Linked DNA regions of Homo sapiens: region 1 is linked to region 2. Evidence: read pairs that join two places in POLR2A ChIA-PET (ENCODE). Cell type or tissue: OCI-LY7. All regions are shown on one strand. Links, peaks and the distances in the headings refer to the core of each region. The heading gives the core; the rest is flanking DNA.

The links. Peaks named below come from ENCODE experiments on the same cell type or tissue, not always from the same donor. Only the 100,000 strongest peaks of a DNase experiment are listed, where the experiment ranks them.
Region 1: POLR2A ChIA-PET joins it to region 2 with 9 read pairs; 3 of 35 experiments call an interaction of 5 or more read pairs at or near these places.

What each region holds. Positions count from the first base shown.
Region 1 is chr15:79,873,648-79,883,188 of GRCh38, forward strand. The region is part of intron 3 of ST20-MTHFS (ST20-MTHFS readthrough); the gene reads right to left. The region is part of intron 2 of MTHFS (methenyltetrahydrofolate synthetase); the gene reads right to left. Among named protein-coding and RNA genes, the nearest start is that of MTHFS, 19 kb to the right of the region's middle. RefSeq lists a silencer at 600-894. In OCI-LY7, for the core only: no CTCF peak of the experiment used is centred there; a DNase peak (open chromatin) is centred at 4,644.
Region 2 is chr15:80,042,313-80,052,780 of GRCh38, forward strand. No RefSeq gene overlaps it. Among named protein-coding and RNA genes, the nearest start is that of ZFAND6, 12 kb to the right of the region's middle. In OCI-LY7, for the core only: no CTCF peak of the experiment used is centred there; no DNase peak of the experiment used is centred there.

The DNA.
Region 1 (9,541 bases), core at 1,422-9,421, 170 kb before region 2:
AGTCTCTGGTCCTCTTACCTGGTGAGGTTCCCAGGCCCCCAGCTCAGTCCTCAAGAATGGCAGTTTTACCAATATGGGGCTGGCTGGAAAAAACAGCAGCTCTGCTGCCAGAAGGGGCAGACTTAACTTGTGGTAGGGGGCTTTGTGAGCTAAACATAGGAATATTACAGGAAAAATTACAGCTTTACTTGCCAAGGTTGTAATCCCAGTTGGTGTAAGAGCATAATGGGAATGTAATGTGGCTATACTAAAATAAGAGGTCCATAGAAGGGCTGAGATAAACTCTTCCTACATACCTGGCTGACTAGAAACTATAGGGATATGCAGGGAAGATCTGAGAGAGCTTGGCAGAGAGTAACAGCCAAGGACAACTAGAGAAGTGCTAAAACTTGAATGCACTCTGCAACTCACAGACAGATCAATCAGTGGAGCTTCATGCATTCCAGTGTTTGAAAACAACTACTATCTAAATCACTGGCTCAGAATCACTTCTAGAATGGCAGAGTAGAAAACTAAAAATCTGCTCCTTAATAAAACCAGCAAGAACATTGGGAAAAATGGTCAAAATCAACTTTTCAAAACTCTAGAAATTAGTCAAAGGCTTACACCAATCTAAATGTTTATTCTCTGTAAGAACAGTGAGCTTTGTGCCTTTTCAACTTGCCCCATTCCCATCCCCCTCTCCCCAGCTTCATGGTAGACTTGAAAATCAACAGCCTTACAACTAAAATAGCTGTGACAACCACCAACAGCCTGGCAGCCAATGGAGGGGCAGAACAGGTTTGGAGCTCAACAAAAGCTCCATCCCAGAAAACTGTCACTAATTAATTTGTCTGGCAGTTCCCTGAAAAGGTGCATTGTCAGGTCTTATCTTTACTTGATCTGACTCATAGCTCTCTCCATGCAAAAAGCCCTAGCCCTAGGACATTTATTTTAAAAATCAATGGCAATTGTTTAATATCACAGCTGTCTGGGGCAGGAATCCAGTTAGTGCTAACAAGAGGCTGACCAAAAAACTTAAAAGGAAAAACTGGGGAAGAAGATGTCCTGAGGAGCCTTTGAAAAGCTCCGACATATTCCAGGGAATCTAGAAGGCTATCTCAGGGCTGTTCCTTGCTGAAAAAAAGAATTCAGCGATATTTCTCCTATTCGCTTTTGTAAGAGGAGAAATATGGCTCTGTTCTGCCCGGCTCTCAGGCAGTCAGACCTGATGGTTATCTCCCTTGTTCCCTGAACATCGCTGTTATCCTGTTCTTTTTTCAAGGTGCCCAGATTTCATATTGTTTAAACACACATGCTTTACGAACAATTTGTGCAGTTAACGCAATCATCACAGGGTCCTGAGGCGACACACATCCCCAGCTTACAAAGATGATGGGATTAAGAGATTAAAATAAAGACAGGCATAGGAAATCACAAGAGTATTGATTGGGGAAGTGACAAATGTCCATGAAATCTTCACAGTTTATGTTCAGAGACTGCAGTAAAGACAGGTGTAAGAAATTATAAAAGTATTAATTTCGAGAACTAATAAATGTCCATGAAATCTTCACAATTTATGTTCTTCTGCCATGGCTTCAGCCGGTCCCTCCGTTCAGGGTCCCTGACTTCCCGCAACAAAAGCGACAAAAAAAAAAAAAAATCACTAGAGATCCTCAGATCCTCATAAGATTAACAGCTGAATTGTCAATGGCAACCTGGAGGCCAGAAGGCAGTGAAAATAACACATTCAAAGTGCTGAATGAAAAACACTGCCAGCCAAGAATTCTATCTCCAGCAAAGCTGTCCTTCAAAAACAGAGAAGACACAATGCCAAGACAATGCAATACGGAAAGAATCATCTTTTTAAAGACAGTGCTGGGACAACCAAATATCCATATACAAAAGAATAAGTTGGCCCCAACTTATACCATTTACAACAATTCACTCAAAATACATCAAAGACCTAAATGTAAGAGCTAAAACAATAAAACTCTTAGAAAAAAACGGAGGCATAAATCTTCATGACCTTGGATTAGGCAATGGTTTCTTAGCTATGATACCAAAAGCACAAGTAGCAAAAAATTATTACATAGGACTCCATCAAAATCAAAAACTTTGCTTCAAAGTTCACCATCAAGAGAGTGAAAAAACACAATGGGAGAAATATTTGCAAATCACATATCTGACAAGGAACTTATTATCCAGAACACATAAAAAACTTAGATAACACAACAGTAAAAAGGCAATGTAATTAAAATTGGGCAAAAGATTTGAATATTTGAAGAAACAATCATTGGCTCACCACTAAGCTATATGGACATAGGAGCAGCACCTAGGAAGCCAGGCCAAAAAATAAATAAGCACACAAAAATTGAGCAGAGATATCTATAGACACATATCATAGGGAGATATGTGCTAACTGGCTAAGAGCAAGCTAGTTACCAAAAAACAAACAAACACTTCAAAAAGTAAATCAGAATCCAGAGATACTACAAGATATTATCAAAAAGATTTCAACAACAAAAAAAATATAGGATATGCAAAGAAACAAGAAAGTGACCTATAATCAAGGTGGGGGAAATCAGTCAAGGAAAATGAAGTCTAAGTGGGCCAAGATATTCAATTTAGCAAAGACATCAAAGCAGCCATTATGAATATGAGCCAAGAATTAAAGAAAATTCTGTTCAAAAAAACTAAAGTAGGCCAGGCGCAATGGCTCATGCCTGTAATCCCAGCACTTTGGGAGGCCGAGGTGGGCAGATCACAAGGTCAGGAGATCGAGACCATCCTGGCTAACATGGTGAAACCCGGTCTCCACTAAAAATACAAAAAAAAATTAGCCGGGCGTGGTGGCAGGCACCTGTAGTCCCAGCTACTCAGGAGGCTGAGGCAGGAGAATGGTGTAAACCCAGAAGGCAGAGCTTGCAGTGAGCCAAGATCATGCCACTGCACTCCAGCCTAGGTGACAGTGTGAGACTCCATCCCAAAAAAAAAAAAAAAAAAGTAAAGGAAACAAATGTTCCTAGAATTAAATGAATATATGACACCAATGACTCAACAAATAAAGAATATCAATGAAGAAACTGAAACTTTCAATAAGTATCAAACTCTACAGTTGAAAAGTTCAACAACTGGCAGGGCACAATGACTCATGCCTATAATCCCAGCACTTTGGGAAGCCAAGGCAGGTGGATCACGAGGTCAAGAGATCGAGACCATCCTGGCCAACATGGTGAAACTCCATCTCTACTAAAAATACAAAAATTAGCTGGGTGTGGTGGCACGTGCCTGTAGTCCCAGCTACTCAAGAGGCTGAGGCAGGAGAATCACTTGAACCCAGGGACCAGAGGTTGCAGTGAGCTGAGATTGCACCATTGCACTCCAGCCTGGGCGACAACAGTGAAACTCCTTTTTTAAAAAAAAAAGAAAAGTACAACTACTGAAATAAAAAATGCACTACATGGATTCAACAATGGGTTTGAGATGATGGAAGAAAAAAGGCAGTGTACTTAAAGACAGATCTACAGAAATTATCCAACGTGAAAAAAGAAAAAAAAGACTGAAGAAAAATGAACACAGCCTAAGTGACTTGTGGGACAATATCAAGAATACCAATATACTATACATGGAATAAGAGTCCTAGAAGGAGAAGAGAGACAATGTGGCAGGAAAAAAATTTTTTTTGAAAAATAATGGCTGAGAACCTCCTATAGTTGATGAAAAAATTAATCTACAGACCCAAGAAGCTCAATAAATCCCATATAGGATAAAACTAAAGAAATCTACACATGCCAGGCACGGTGGCTCATGCCTGTAATCCCAGCACTTTGGGAAGCCACGGCGGGTGGATCACGAGGTCAGGAAATCAAGACCATCCTAGCCCACATGGTGAAACCCCATCTCTACTAAAAATACAAAAAAATTAGCCAAGCGTAGCAGTGCACACCTGTAGTCCTAGCTACTTGGGAGGCTGAGGCAGGAGAATTGCTTGAACCCGGGAGGCAGAGGCTGCAGTGAGCCAAGATCATGTCACTGCACTTCAGCCTGGTGACAGAGCGAGACTCTATCTCAAAAAAAAAAGAAAAGAAATCTACATTTTTACACATCAGAGTCAAACTGCTGAAAGAGAAAAATAACTTATTATAAAAAGGGAAATACAAAAATAGAATGAATGATGACTTCTCATCAGAAACAATGGAGGCCACAAGGCAGAAGAATAACATTGAACATGCTGAAAGGAAAAAAAATACATATGTCAACTAAGAATTTCATATTCAGCAAAACCCTTTCAAAAATAGAGGCAGAATAAGACATTCCTAGATAAACAAAAACTGAGAGAATTAATTACTGGCAGAGCTGTCTGAGAAAGACTAAAGAAAATCCTTTGGGCCAAAAGGAAATTACACTGGATGGTAACTTGAATTCACAGGAAAGAATGAAGAACACTGGAAACAGTAAGTAGGAAGGTAAACACAAAAGACTGGTTTTTTCTCTTTTCTTCTATTCCTTTTTAAAACATAAGAGTTCTTAAAGCAATAATTATAATACTATTTGTTAGATTTATAGTACATACAGATGTAACTTATACTGTCGTGTGAATTAGGAGGACAAGAGAGACCTCGGGGTAAACCAGGAGGATCTTTTCTGAGTGCACTCAGACCCAGCAGACTCAACATCCAAAAACTGAGCCAAGAACAAAGACAGCACTTGACGCTTATACACACTTCTAAAAGGGGATGGGCTAACTTGAGTCAAGCTTACACTGGCGCAAAGCAAAAGCAAGGATACAGAGGCAAGACAAGACGGTTAATCAAATTGTAACAGGTTCATAACTCAGGATTACACATGACCATTGCTATGCAACTCAGATGGCCATTATCTAGTTTGCCGTAGTGCCTAGCAAGGCTTATTCCATGGCCTTCACTATGGTGCCCAGGTGGCCGTATCTCAGGCCTGCTCAGTTGCTTTATGACCATCACTCCACTGCTTAGATAAAACAGAATACTAGAAGTCACTAGTTACAGGGAACAGGAATCTATAAACTCATACTGTAAAACAAAGAGAAATTTGTTTTTCTTCTCCCTATGTGGAGGGAGTGGTGGGAGAGTCTCCAGAGCACATTCTTCTGTGTCCTGGCTTCTTAGATAGTATTATCAAGACTTTTCCTGGGTTTCAGCTGTGCTTGTTGCTGCCTCTGGGACAAGTCAGCCTAGCACAGGAAAGCTTATTCCCTTTTTTTTTTTCTTTCTTTCTTTAATTTCCTGCCTCAATATGACAATAATAACATAAATGGGGAAGGAAGAATGGAATTATATAAGAGCAAAGTTGCTGTATTTTACTGGAGTCAGATGAATACTAATCTGAAACAGACTGTACTAAATAAAAGATGTAATCCCTCCAGAAACTGCAAAAACAATTTAATACATAGCTTAAAAATCAACAGAGGAACTAAAACAGCACATCAAAAAAAATTTAACACAAAAAATTTTCATTTTCATTTGTATCATGCTTTTCATTTGTATCATCCATTAGTGGAATTTTGAAATTCCACTAAATGACCAGTACTTCCCAAATTTTTCACTAAGGTAACTGCAGAGAAAGTTAAAATCCCTGGAGGGTCTGCCTGCAGGCCTGCCCACAGAGGCAAAGTTTTTGCTTTAATATTTTGTGTTTTACCTTTAAATTATTACCCTTTTTTTTTTTTTTTTTTTTTTTTGAGTCAGAGTCTCACTCTGTCCCCCAGGCTGGAGTCCAATGGTGTGATCTTGGCTCACTGCAACTTCCGCCTCCTGGGTTCAAGCAATTCTCCTGCCTCAGCCTCCTGAGTAGCTGGGATTACAGGCACCCACCAGCATGCCCAGCTAATTTTTTTCCTTAAAATTTGTGAATTTTATTTATCTTCTATATGCTACCTTTGTGATTGTATTTGTTATAAAACTAATGTGTGGTTTGTATGTTTATATGTTTGTTTTTCTGGTTTGTTTCTGCTAAAATGTTGAAGTAAAATTAATAGTTGAAGAAAATTTACCCAATAAGGCCTGTAATAGATGCATGCCTTCTTGAGAAGCAGAGGCCTAAATCAGTGGCTTTCAAACATTTTAGAAACTCAGTAAGAAAAACATCATGACCCATTTTATACACAGCACATGCATATACACACACACATGCACACATATATACACACAAAACTCTGACTAAAATCAAAATTTCTTTCCTAGCTCTTTCTTGTTTTTTAATTAATCACAGGACTTCTTACAAGTGATTCTGGTTCCCTGTGTCACTACACCCAAAGAACACTTAAATTTTTACAGTGGATTTGACTGCTTTAACCCAAAGTAATGACATGGGCAGTTAGGAAGATATTTTTTGTTTCTGTTCAATTTCCATCTCATGATTTGCTGCCTACTTCATCCAACAGTAAATTAGTTTATTCTGCTTTTGTTCTTTTTTTTCTTTTTAAGACGGAGTCTCGCTCTGTCGCCCAGGCTGGAGTGCAGTGGCATGATCTCAGCTCACTGCAAGCTCTGCCTCCTGGGTTCACACCATTCTCCTGCCTCAGCCTCCTGAGTAGCTGGGACTACAGGCACCCACCACCACGCCTGGCTAATTCTTTTTCTTTTTTTGTATTTTTTAGTAAAGACGGGGTTTCAACATGTTAGCCAGGATGGTCTCGATCTCCTGACCTTGTGATCCGCCTTCCTCAGCCTCCTGAAGTGCTGGGATTACAGGTGTGAGCCACTGCGCCCGGCCTCTGCTTGTTTATTTATGGATAATAATCAATACAATCTGGTTTTGTAGATGACGATTAACATAAAAGATAAACATTGATGGATCATGTGCTATTATATCTGCATTTCTTTGCAATACTATCAGTCATTCACTCAATATACAATTCTCAGCTGTACTTTAAAAAGGATATTTAAGTTACTGAAGAAAGAGATGGTACCTCAGATTCATCAGGGCACTGTGCTAAGCCCAAACACACCAAAAAAAAAATGTTTGAAGACTATTTATATGTTTCTCTAAAGGACCATCAGGTGAAAGTTACATGAAGCCATAAACTTAATATGGAGAGTACTTTTCTAACCTTTTATAAAGTGGGGTAAATGAAATGGGGTTCTCTATTAAATAGTGGACTCCTAATCCCTGCAAGTAGTAAAGCAAAAAAAAAAAACAAACAAAAAACTTTTAAACTACATATATAGGATATAATAAAGCAAATCCAATGACAAAAGGTATGCTGAGGTGTCAAAATACAGGGCGAAAACACAGGAGGAAGTGTTTAAATATGACTAAGAAATCTAAGAAGACTTTTGGAGGAGGCAGCATTTAAGCTGGGCATTCATTTACACACAGGTCTTTACTACCCTAGCTTGAAATTTAAGGTTCAGAGCAATAAACTAAAAAAAGAATTTATTTTTTCTAATTCCAACTTCACTCCTCTTAAAAATTCTGCCCTTCCTCTGAATTAAATGTATACACAAAAACATAGAAACCTAATAGACATTTTAATGTCTCAATTAAGGTGATAAAATAAAAATTGAATTGGAAAAGCAGTTTAAACACCTGAAGTTCTATATGTAGCGAGGTTTAAGTCACCTGGGTTAGTCCTTTTAAAGACAGTTAAGTGTTCAATAGTACATTCAATGAATCATTATGCTTGAGTAGAACATTTAGCAGGCTAGCCCATCTTGGCAAGAATAACAGGGCATAACCCCTAAGGAACTGTCTTTTAATCTTAATGGGCTGGGAGTTAACAAGAAGTAAATTACCATTCTCTGAAATGAGGATATATTCTAAAGCCGCTGCAAAAGATAAAATAGACAATTCTGGAACAGGTCCAAGGAAGCCTATCATGGGTGCACTTCTCATTCAAATGAAAGGCCCTGTTATAAATCAAAGCTGTAGCTGGTTCTTCCTGTGTATTTAGCCGAATACAAAATGACTGAAAAAAAAAAAAAAGCTTAACTTTGAGACCAGAGTACTTTTAGATACATGTGACTCAGTCCAAGTTCTTCCTTGGGAAAATATGACAATGTTCCCATGCATACAGTTACCAAGGGTACCTGTTCCATGAATAACGGTTTTAATGCAGTATGCTGTCAAGAGAGAGAAAATCTAGGTAGTAAAGCAATATTAATGAATGAAGTGTGAAGAAAAATGGCACTTCAAAGGGCACTGGAGTGGAAACCAGAACTGGGTGACCTCGCATTATCATTAACTGCCTGTGTGTCCTTGGGGAAGTGACAGCCTCCCTGGGTTGCAGTTATCCTATCTGAAAACAAAGAAGATGAAGCAAGGACAGTAAGGGTTCACTCTCCCTCCCACAGTGCCTAACTCAGGAGGCAATGTTCTCAATTGTCCAGAGAGGGAGGTCACCCAAAATGCCTACAATGGCATGTGCGATGTGCAAAAGCACATTCCAAAATTACAATTGCTTTCATTTACTTTTAGTCATAACTTATTTCAAAAGTTCAAATACAATTAGTGAGAACGATTTTTGTTAAGCTAAAGAAACACGTGTTAAAGGTTTGGAAACACTTTCAATGAGAAGATAAGCTGTAACTCATATTAAAATATCATACCATGTAGGATCTTATAACTACTTATTTCTTGGCTTAGTAAAAATTAAGCATTCTCATAGACATGCTGACAGTCACTGGTGGGACCAGTGGTGTTAGAGTCTCCACAGAATATTATTAAAAATACCCAGACTGTCAGAAAATAAATGTCTGTTATTTAAGCTGCACTGCCTGCCCCCAACAAAAAATAAAAAACAAACCCAGAGACTGGATTGAGAATACCACATTGACCCAGCAGCTGTTACAGCACTCGGGCTCAGGAACCAATCTAAGTATTACTCCATGTACTTAGCCTTACAGAAGAACACAGAAGAGGAGATATGGCAGGTTCAGCATCTTTACCTCATCCAGGGCCCAGCAGCTACCTCAGTACACTGCTTCTTTTGCCTCCTCACTCACACAGGGTGCAGCAAGAGCCAAGGGGCACATAGGTCACCTTCACACAGAGAAGCTGCAACTCCCATTTCCTGCCCATCTTTTATACAGATCTAGTTCCACAGACCCAAGGCTTCCATGCCAACTCACAGCTCCCAATTCAGGTGTAGTAGCACACAGTAACAGGCAGGTACAGGTACATCCCACATTATCACAACTCTATGGCTTCCCCAAAACTAGTGCTGAGAGAAGATAAGTTTCAAGGTTATTCCCCCAGGCAGGCCCAGCTTAGTCCGGGACCGATGTTAACTCTTTACTCACAAATATAAAAAATGTTGGTTGGGTGCAGTGGCTCACGCCTATAATCCCAGCACTCTGGGAGGCCAAGCCAGGAGGATTGCTTGAGGCCAGGAGTTCAAGATCAGCCTGGGCAACAGAGTAGACGTGTCTCTACAAAAAATTTAAAAATTAGTCAGGCATGGTAGTGTGTACCTGTAGTCCTGGCTACTCAGGAGGCTGAAGTTGGAGGATCACTTGAGCCCAGAAGTTCAAGGTTACAGTTAGCTATGATTACACCCCTGCACTCCAGTCTGGGTGAGAGA
Region 2 (10,468 bases), core at 991-8,990:
TGTCTACCAACCTGTCTATTGTTATTACAAACAATGGTGTTAGGAATTTCTCTGCACTCACTTCTTTGAGTATTTCTGTAGCCTAGACTACTAAAAGCACAATTACTAGGTCAGAGGTAGGTGCACTTAAATTTTAAAAACTATTGCCTTCTAGTATTTTTATGCCCCAAACTGAATGACTGACAGTCCTTGTTTCATCATGACCTTTCTGGCTTTAAGTATAGTTAAAACAATTTTCTAGCTTTGAAGGCAAGGTATGGTATCTCATTGTTTGTTTCCTTTGCATTTCTTTGCTTACTAGCTAGATTGAACATGTTTACCACTTTGTTTGCCAATTACTTTTGGTTGCTTGCTAATTATCTGTTTGTGTCCTTACTCATTTATCTATTGCAAAAGACCAACTACTTTTAGCCATGACTGGATTAGATAACTAATTAGATAACTTATTGTTTACTAAGCATTTTTTTTGTGCCAGACACTATGCTAAGCACTTTGCACAGACTATTTTTCATTTAATTAACTTAGCGAAGAAGATATTGTTATCTCCACTTTAAAGATAAGAGACTAAGGCTTAGAGAACTAGAACAACATAGATCACTCACCTGGGTGAGTTGAAGGTGCCACAGTTTGAGCCCAGCACTGACTACTCAGTCCTCTAACCACTCAGTTGTATTGTCACAAGGGTGTCTTGAAACTTCTTTAACATGTGATTTGTTGACTGATTCATTCATTTAATGAACACTGATTTCCCACACTGGGGCAAGCACATATCTGCCTGGCACCCAGGCCACAGTGGGTTTGCAAGGTGCTACCTATAAGCTCTACACATATAGTGTGGCATGAATGCTAAGCTTTGGACTGATAGGGACAAGCAGAGGGAGCTGTTACTAGAACCTGGAAAGAGTGGCTGGGTGGAAAAGGCCATTGACAGGAGAATGGCTTTGGTAGAAGAGTGTCACCAATCTTTTATGACCAGCAGCACTAGAACCAGAATAAACACCTATCCTGACACTCCTCCCTCCCTCCCATCTCCTGCCAGTGCTTCCCATGCACCAGACACCACTGGAGGCTAAAGGACAAGGATATTCACTGAGGAAGTCCATTTGGGTCAGCCTCTCAGGGTACAGAGTTGGGGAGGGCATGATAAAATATATCTAGGCTGGTTGTGGTGGCTCACGCCTGTAATCCCAGCACTTTGGGAGGCTGAGGAGGGCGGATCACTGGAGGTCAGGAGTTTGAGACCATTCAGGACAACATGATGAAAACCTGTCTCCACTAAAAATACAAAAATTAGCCAGGCATGGTGGGAGGTGCCTGTAATCCCAGCTACTCAGGAGGCTGAGGCATGAGAATTGCTTGAACCTGGGAGGCAGAGGTCACAGTGAGCCAAGAACGTGCCACTGAACTCCAGCCTGGGAGACAATGAGGCTCTATCTCAAAAAAAAAAAAAAAAAAAGAAAGAAAGAGAAAGTATATCTAGAGGGACAAACAGAAGACATCCATCACCTCGTCTTCTGCACGTGTGGTGGATTCCCAGCAATAGCTGGGGATCCAACCATTTTGCTCACTGGACCAGGTACACCTTAATAGTGGCCACTTGTGGGATCTACTGGGCCAAGGCCTAGACAAGGCAGGTCACTGATGCAAGTTCATTGGAGAGAAAATGGGTTTGCAGGGGTGTTTATGGGGTTACTGGGAATTTTACTCTTTTAATTTATTTTAACTTTTAGGTTCAGGGGTACATGTGCAGGATTGTTATATAGGTAAACTCACGTCGCAGGGGTTTGTTGTACACATCACTTCATCACCCAGGTACTAAGCCTAGTACCCAATAGTTACATTTATTTATTTTCGAGACAGGGTCTTGCTATGTTGCCCAAGCTGGAGTGCAGTGGCACAAACATGGCTCACTGCAGCCTTGACCTCCCAGGCTCCCAAGTAGCTAGGACCTCAGCTCCCAAGTAGCTAGGACCACAGGTGTGTGCCACCATACTTGACTACTTTTTTAATTTTTTAATTTAGCAATATGCATTTAAATTCATCCATCTTTTCACATTTTGATAGCTCACGTCTTTTTATTGTTGGATACTATTCCATTGTACAGATATATCACACTGTATGCATCCATTCACCTATTGAAGAGCACCTTGGTTGCTTCCAGTTTTCGGCAATTTTGAATAAAGTTGCCATGAACATTTGTTTGCAGTTTTTTGCATGGATAGACATTTTCAAATCAGTGGGGTAAATACCAACAAGCGTGATTGCTGGATCATACGGTAACTCTATGTTGATCTTTGTAAAAAAATTGCCGAACTCCCTTCTAGGTGGCTGTATAATTTTGCATTTCCCATCAGCCATGAATGAGAATTCCTGTTGCTCCACATTTTTGCCAGAAACTTGTGTTTTAGGTTTTTGGATTTTAGCTATTCTAATAGGTGCATAATGATACCTCTTGTTTTAATTTGCATTTCCCTAATGACAAATGATGTTGGACATTTTTTTCCATATGCTTATTTGCCATGTGTATATATTATTCTTTGGTAAAGTATCTATTCAGATATTTCACTCTTTTTTTTTTCGAGACGGAGTCTGGCTCGGTCGCCCAGGCTGGAGTGCAGTGGCGCGATCTCGGCTCACTGCAAGCTCCGCCTCCCGTGTTCAGGCCATTCTCCTGCCTCAGCCTCCGAGTAGCTGGGACTACAGGCGACAGCCACCTTGCCCAGCTAATTTTTTGTATTTTTAGTAGAGACGGGGTTTCACTGTGTTAGCCAGGATGGTCTCGATCTCCTGACCTTGTGATCCGCCCGCCTTGGCCTCCCAAAGTGCTGGGATTACAGGCGTGAGCCACCGCGCCCGGCCTAAAGTAGTATTTAAATCAATTAGAAGCCATAAGAAAGAGTAGAATTGATAAGTAAATACAAGATGGTGGCTGGGTGTGGTGGTTCATACCTGTAATCCCAGCATTTTGGGAGGCTGAGATAGGAGGATTACTTGAGCCCAGGAGTTTACAACCAGCCTGGGCAACTAGGGAGACCTCGTCTCTACAAATAAAAATAAAAATAGGCCGGGTGCTGTGGCTCACGCCTCTAATCCAAGCACTTTGGGAGGCCGAGACAGGCATATCAGCAGGTCAGGAGTTCAAGACCAGCCTGGCTAGCATGGTGAAAACCCGTCTCTACTAAAAATCCAAAAAATTACCTGGGCGTGGTGGTGCACGCCTGTAGTCCCAGGTACTCGGGAGGCTGAGGCAGGAGAATGGCTTGAACCCAGCAGGCGGAGGTTGCAGTGAGCCGAAATCACACCACTGCACTCCAGCCTGGGCAACAGAGCAAGACTCCGTCTCAAAAAAAATAAAATAAAATATAAATAAATAAAAATAAGTTACCTAGGCAAGGTAGTGTGAGCCCGTGGTCCCAGCTACTCAGGAAGCTGAGGTGGGAAGATCACTTGAGCCAGGGAGTTCGAGGCTGCAATAAGTCTGATTGCATTACTGCACTCCAGCCTGGGTGACAGAGTGAGATCCTGTTTTAAAAACAAACAAAAAAAAAGATGAAACTTTTTTTTTTTTTTTTTTTTTGATACGGAGTCTGGCTCTGTCACCCAGGCTGGAGTGCAGTGACGCCATCTCGGCTCACTGCAAGCTCCGCCTCTCAGGTTCACGCCATTTTCCTGCCTCAGCCACCCGAGTAGCTGGGACTACAGGCGCCCACCACCACGCCTGGCTAATTTTTTGTGTTTTTAGTAGAGACGGGTTTTCACCATGCTAGCCAGGATGGTCTCGATCTCCTGACCTCATGATCCACCCGCCTCAGCCTCCCAAAGTGCTGGGATTACAGGCGTGAGCCACCACGCACAGCCTGAAACATTTTTAAAAAGATAACATAAACAGATAATCCTTTGAATCCTAGTCAAGGAGCAGGAATAATTACAATTAGAATGAAGAAAGGGCTATACAATTAGGTATAGGATAGTTCTATGTGTTGAGAACAGCTAGCCTGGCCATCACAATAATGCTGTTAGATGTCCTGCCTGAATGAACCCAGTGGGATGTTCCCTGAGAGGCATTATGGGGCAGCATTCCCTATCCTCATTTGGTTACTGTATCAAGTGCTTGGTTTTGCATCTCAGAATGCTGATTTTGTCATCAGATCCATTTCTCAGGCAGACTCACAATAGCCAAGTTCATAAGACTGATGTATAAATCTAAGTACCAATTTATAAATTAAAAATGAGAAATATAACTGAGGCTGGAAAACAGCCCAATCATATTAATCACAACAAAGGAAGTCTGTTAGATAAATTGAGCATTTCTAATAACAAGACATCCTTGTGAAGAATGTAAACTAGATAAAAATGTTCATTTTACAATAAGGATCACCTTGTCAGCTGGACCAGCATATGTGAAATTCAGCCACTGAAACTGCCTATCCCCTGGACCGTGCTGAGATGAACACTGCTGATTATTGCATCTCTGACTCTCCTTTGTCTCTGCTTCTACGAGGACCAACCTTCCCCTCTTTATGATTGACACTGGCTTGTTTCAGATAGGTCAGTGCATTCTAAAGGCAAATGAACAACGGCAGTCCTAGGAGCCGCTCCATCATTTTAGTTACAGAGCTCATGGACATAGATCCATGGTCTGCAGACAGGTTCTGGGAGATACGGGAACTTTCTAAACTAGATGGAAAGCTTTACATATAGTTTTTGCAGTTTTCTAAGGAGAGAATCTACAGGCTTCATGAGACCCTCAAAGAGGCCCACAAACTAAAAACAACAATTAAAATCTTCAAACATCTCTACTGTGATCTTTTTGAGTTGGGTTTGCAGTTTAATTCTCAGTAATTTTATCCTCATGCTCAGAAGAAACTCACATTTGCCCCAGGGTGCTGACAGCACAAGTATATATTAACAAATAAATTTGAGGCCAGGTGCAGTGGCTCACGCCTGTAATCCCAACACTTTGGGAGGCCGAGGTGGGCAGATCACAACAAGGTCAGGAGTTCAAGACCAGCCTGACCAACATGGTGAAATCCTGTCTCTACTAAAAATACAAAAATTAGCCGGTATGGTGGTGCATGCCTGTAATCCCAGCTATTCAGGAGGCTGAGGTAGGAGAATCGCTTCAACCCGGGAGGCAGAGGTTGCAGTGAGCTGAGATCACACCACTGCACTCCAGCCTGGGTGACACAGCGAGACTCCATCTCAGAAAAAAAACAAAAACAAAAACAAAACAAATAATTTCAATGAAATAGGCAAATTTCTATAAAAATACATACTATCAAAATTGATAAAACATGGAGTGAAAAACCTGACTGGACCAGTAAGTCAGGCAGAGACTGAGAACGTTTTCAAGCATAATGTTGGAAAGCAATCTCACACATGGAAATATGTAGTATGGAGAATGCAAGCATCATGGGGAAGACTGGAAATCATAAACATACTCATTTCTGGAACTGTCTATGGGCCCATGGGGCAAAGCAATGGGTATGCCTGCATCCAATCATCTTAAAGTATAGGGGGAACTTGGGACCTGGAGAACAGGGGAGAAGGATTTAGTCCAAGTGAGCCTTTGAGTCCATCTTGCCTTGCTTGCTGCTGGTGGAGGGAGAGTATTTGAATACTAACCCTTTCAGGAGCAGATCTTTTCAGACCCTTCCTGTCTTGCCCAGAGGAACTACTGCTAAACAAGAGAACACACATGAGTAAGACTGCCGGGGACACCAGCGGATGAAGCAACAGAACTAACAACGAAACAAACAGCATAGACTCCCATGCTGACTTAGTTGGCATTCTGGTTTTCTCTCTCTGAGCATAAGTATCCTTTGGCCTGAGTAAATTTCCTGGAATTATCATAAAAGGGAGGATAAAAGAGGGTAAGGGAAGGTAAAATGGGAGTTTAGAATCATTTAACGTAAGCTCATTTGATACTACTGATGAATTGGGCTACATCAGGTAGATATAGATGAAAAATCTAAACTAAAACATTAACAGATGTAATTAAACAACATAATGAAAGAAAAACTCACTATAGTTGTGCTAAGCATATCAATAATACAAGAAAAATTCAATAAGTAAGCCTATTAATATACTACTTTAAAACTATAGATCAAATATAAAAATGATCATCTTTGACCAGGCATGGTGGCTCACACCTGTAATCCCAGCACTTTGGGATACTGAGGCGGGTGGATCACAGGGTCAGGAGTTCGAGACCAGTCTGGCCAACATAGTGAAACCCTGTCTGTACTAAAAACACAAAAATTAGCCGGGGATGGTGGCACATGTCTGTAGTCCCAGCTACTCGGGTGGCTAAAGCAGGAGAATCGCTTGAACCCGGGAAGCGGAGGTTGCGGTGAGCCGAGATCGTGCCACTGCACTCCAGCCTGGGCGACAAAACAAGACTCCGTCTCAAAAAAAAAAAAAAAAAAAAAATCATCTTTATGGAAGGGAAAAATCAGTCAATACAATTCAATAGCCATTTCTAACAAAAATTAATTATAAAAATAGATGGTACCTCTTTAGCATCACTTTTTTAAAAATTGCAATAAAATATACAGAGCCCAAAATTTACCATCTTAACCATTTTTAAGTGTACAGTCGGTGGCATTAAGGACATTCACTTTCTAGTGCAGCCATCACCGCCATCTATCTCCACAATTCTTTTCATCTTGCAAAACTGAAACTCTGTACATATTAAACAATGACTGTCCATTCCTCCCTCCCCTCAGCCCTTGGCAACCATCATTCTACTTTCTGTCTCTATGAATTTGATAACTCTAGGTACCCCATCTAAACAGTCATACAGTATATGTCTTTTTGAGACTGGTTTATTTCGCTTAGCATAATGTCCCCCAGGTTCATCAGTGTTGTTGTATGTGTCAGAATTTCCTTCCTTTTTAAGGTGGAATAATATTCCATCTCATACATATACACCACATTTTGTGTATCCATTCATCTGTCAATGGACACAGGATGCTTCCACCTTTTGGCATTGTGAATAATGCTGCTTGAATATCCGTGTATAAATATCTCTTTGAGACCCTGCTTTCAGTTCTTTTGGTTATATGCCCAGAAGTGTAATTGCTGAATCATACAGTAATTCTAATTTTTTGTGGCTGCACTATTTTACACTCCCACCATCAGTGCATAAGAGTTCCAATTTCTCCACATCTTTGCCAACACTTATTGTTCTGTTTATATAGTAGTCATCCTTGGAACACATTATTATTATTATTTATTATTATTATTATTATTATTATTATTATTATTATTATTATTATTTTGAGACAGAGTCTTGCTCTGTCGTCCAGGCTAAGTGCACTGGCGCAATCTCGGCTCACTGCAACCTCCGCCTCCCGGGCTCAAGCAATTCTCCTGCTTCAGCCTCCCAAGTAGCTGGGACTATAGGCGCACGCCGCCACACCCAGCTAATTGTTTTTGTATTTTAGTAGAGACGGGGTTTCACCATGTTGCCCAGGCTGGTCGCGAACTCCTGAGCTCAGGCATTCCGCCTGCCTTGGCCTCCCAAAGTGCTGGGATTACAGGTGTGAGCCACCGCGTCTGGCCAGAACACATTTTTTTTTTTCTTTTTGAGATGGAGTCTCGCTCTGTTGCCGAGGCTGGAGTGCAGTGCCTGCGATTTCGCTCACTGCAACCTCCGCCTCCCAGATTCAAGCGATTCTCCTGCCTCAGCCTCCTGAGTAGCTGGGACTATAGGCGTGCGCCACCATGCCCAGCTAATTGTTGTATTTTTAGTGGAGAGGAGGTTTCACCATGTTGGCCAGGATGGTCTAAATCTCTTGACCTCGTGATCCACCCACCTCGGCCCCCCAAGGTGCTGGGATTACAGGTGTAAGCCACCACGCCCAGCCGAGAACACAATTTTTTAAAAAGACATTTATTCCAAATAAATCAGCATTTGCCAGAAACTAGTCTATAATGGAATGTCATATCAATATTATCATATCAACAACATGATATATCGATCAATATTGTCATATCAATAATATCAATATTATTTAATTTTGCTTTAAAATTCTGGCTACATCAGTAAGACATGAAACATAAATAAAAATATAAATATTTTAAAGAAAAAGAGAAAATACTATTTTAGTTATATTAACAAAAAACAAAGCAGGCTGGGTGCCTGTAATCCTAGCACTTTGAGAGGCCAAGGCAGGCGGATGGCCTGAGGTCAGGAGTTTGAGAACAGTCTGGTCACCATGGTGAAACCCGGTCTCTACTAAAAATACAAAAAAAAAAGCGGGACATGGTGGGGTGCGCCTGTAATCCCAGCTACTCGGGAGGTTGAGGCAGGGGAATTGCTTGAACCAGAGAGGTGGAGGTTGCAGTGAGCTGAGATCGTGCCACTGCACTCCAGCCTGGGCGACAGAGCAAGACTCTGTCTCAAAAAACAAACAAACAAACATACAAACACACAAAAACAAAGCAATCAACTGAAAAATTATTTAAAATATTTTTTAAGGATGGGGTGTGGTGATATACATCTGTAATTCCAGTACCTTGGGAGTTTGAAGCAAGAGGATTTGCTTGAGCCCAGGAGTTTGAGACCAGCCTGGGCAAAACAGTGGTAGCCCGTCTCTACAAAAAATTTTACAATTAGCTAGGCATGGTGTTGTGCACCTGTAGTCCCAACTACCTGGGAGGCTGAGGTTGGAGGGTTGCTTGAGCCCAGGAGGTTGAGGCTGCAGTGAGCTATGATTGTGCCACTGCACTCCAGCCTGGGAGACAAAGCAAGACTGTCTCAAAAAAAAAAAAAAAAAAAAAAAAAAATATATATATATATATATATATATATATATATATATATACATACACTATATATATATATATACACACACACTATATATATATATACATACACTATATATATATATATACACACATACACTATATATATATATATTTTTTTCTAACCAGTTTAGTGGTTAGGTATACAATAGATATACAGAATTAAATAGCGTTGTAATATATTATCAATGACTAGCTTGAAAATATAAAAAAATTTCATCCACAGTTTCAACAAATCATAAGTGAATTATTAACAAAAAAATAATGCTCATAAGCATTTCTCTTTAATATTTCACTGTTAAGTTAAGGAAACAAAAATATGAGAAATGTTTTTTTTAAAAGCTGAACAAATGAGGAAAAAAGACAGCAGATTTCTTTTTTTCTTTTTTTCTTTTTTTTGAGACAGAGTCTGTCTCTGTCGCCCAGGCTGGAGTGCAGTGGCGCGATCTCGGCTCACTGCAACCTCCGCCTCCCAGGTTCATGGCATTCTCCTGCCTCAGCCTCCAGAGTAGCTGGAACTACAGGCACCTGCCACCATGCCTGGCTAATTTTTTTTGTATTTTTAGTAGAGACGGGGTTTCACTGTGTTAGCAGGTTTGGTCTCGATCTCCTGACCTCGTGATCCGCCTGCCTCGGCCTCCCAAAGTGCTGGGATTACAGGCGTGAGCCACCGTGCCTGGCCCGACAGCAGATTTCTTAATGGGCCATCCAGATACTGTGAAGATGAAAATATTTCTCCCTGCTCCCCCAAATTGTTTTTGGCAAATGCAATTCCAATTCAAATCTTGGCAGGATATTTCTTAAACAACTGATTAAATTATTCTAGAGTTAACCTAGAGGCATAAACAGATCAGATTTTCAAACAAAATTCAGAAAAAGAGCAATGGATAGTAAAAAGACAAGCTCTAGTAGACACTAAAGCATATTATATAGCAATGAGATTAAAATGTCATGGGTCTTGAATAAAAACACGCTGTTGAAGCAAAAATAGCAAGAATAGTGGAAAAACTCAGATCTAGAATTTATTATGTATAAAAAGTTGACATATGCTAAAGAAGGCCTCACACAAAACCATGGGGAAAAGGAGAGTTGATATATTTGTTAGAACAATTGATTAGAGATGGCCGGGTGCAGTGGCCTGTAATCCCAGCACTTTGGGAGGCCGAGATGGGTGCATCATGAGGTAAAGAGATCAAGACCAGCCTTGCCAACATGGCGAAACCCTGTCTCTACTAAAAATATAAAAATTAGCTGGGCGTGGTAGCACGTGCCTGTAGTCCCAGCTACTTGGGAGACTGAGGCACGAGAATTGCTTGAACACAGGAGGCCAAGGTTGTGGTGAGCCGAAACTGCACCACTGCACTCAAGCCTGGGTCACAGAGAGAGGCTTTGTCTCAAAATAAAACAAAAGCAAAAGAACAATTGGTTAGAGACTTGGAAATGGAACAATTTACATGCTTATAATATACCAATTTTTTTTTTAATCAAACTTCAGAAAAACAAGTTTCTAGTCTAACTAGGGAAGAGGCAAACAAATCTCATTCTTTCTTTTCCTTTTCTTTCTTTTTTTTTTTTTGAGACAGAGTCTTGCTCTATTACCCAGGCTGGAGTATAGAGGCACAATCACAGCTCGCTGTAACCTAAACTCCTGAGGTCA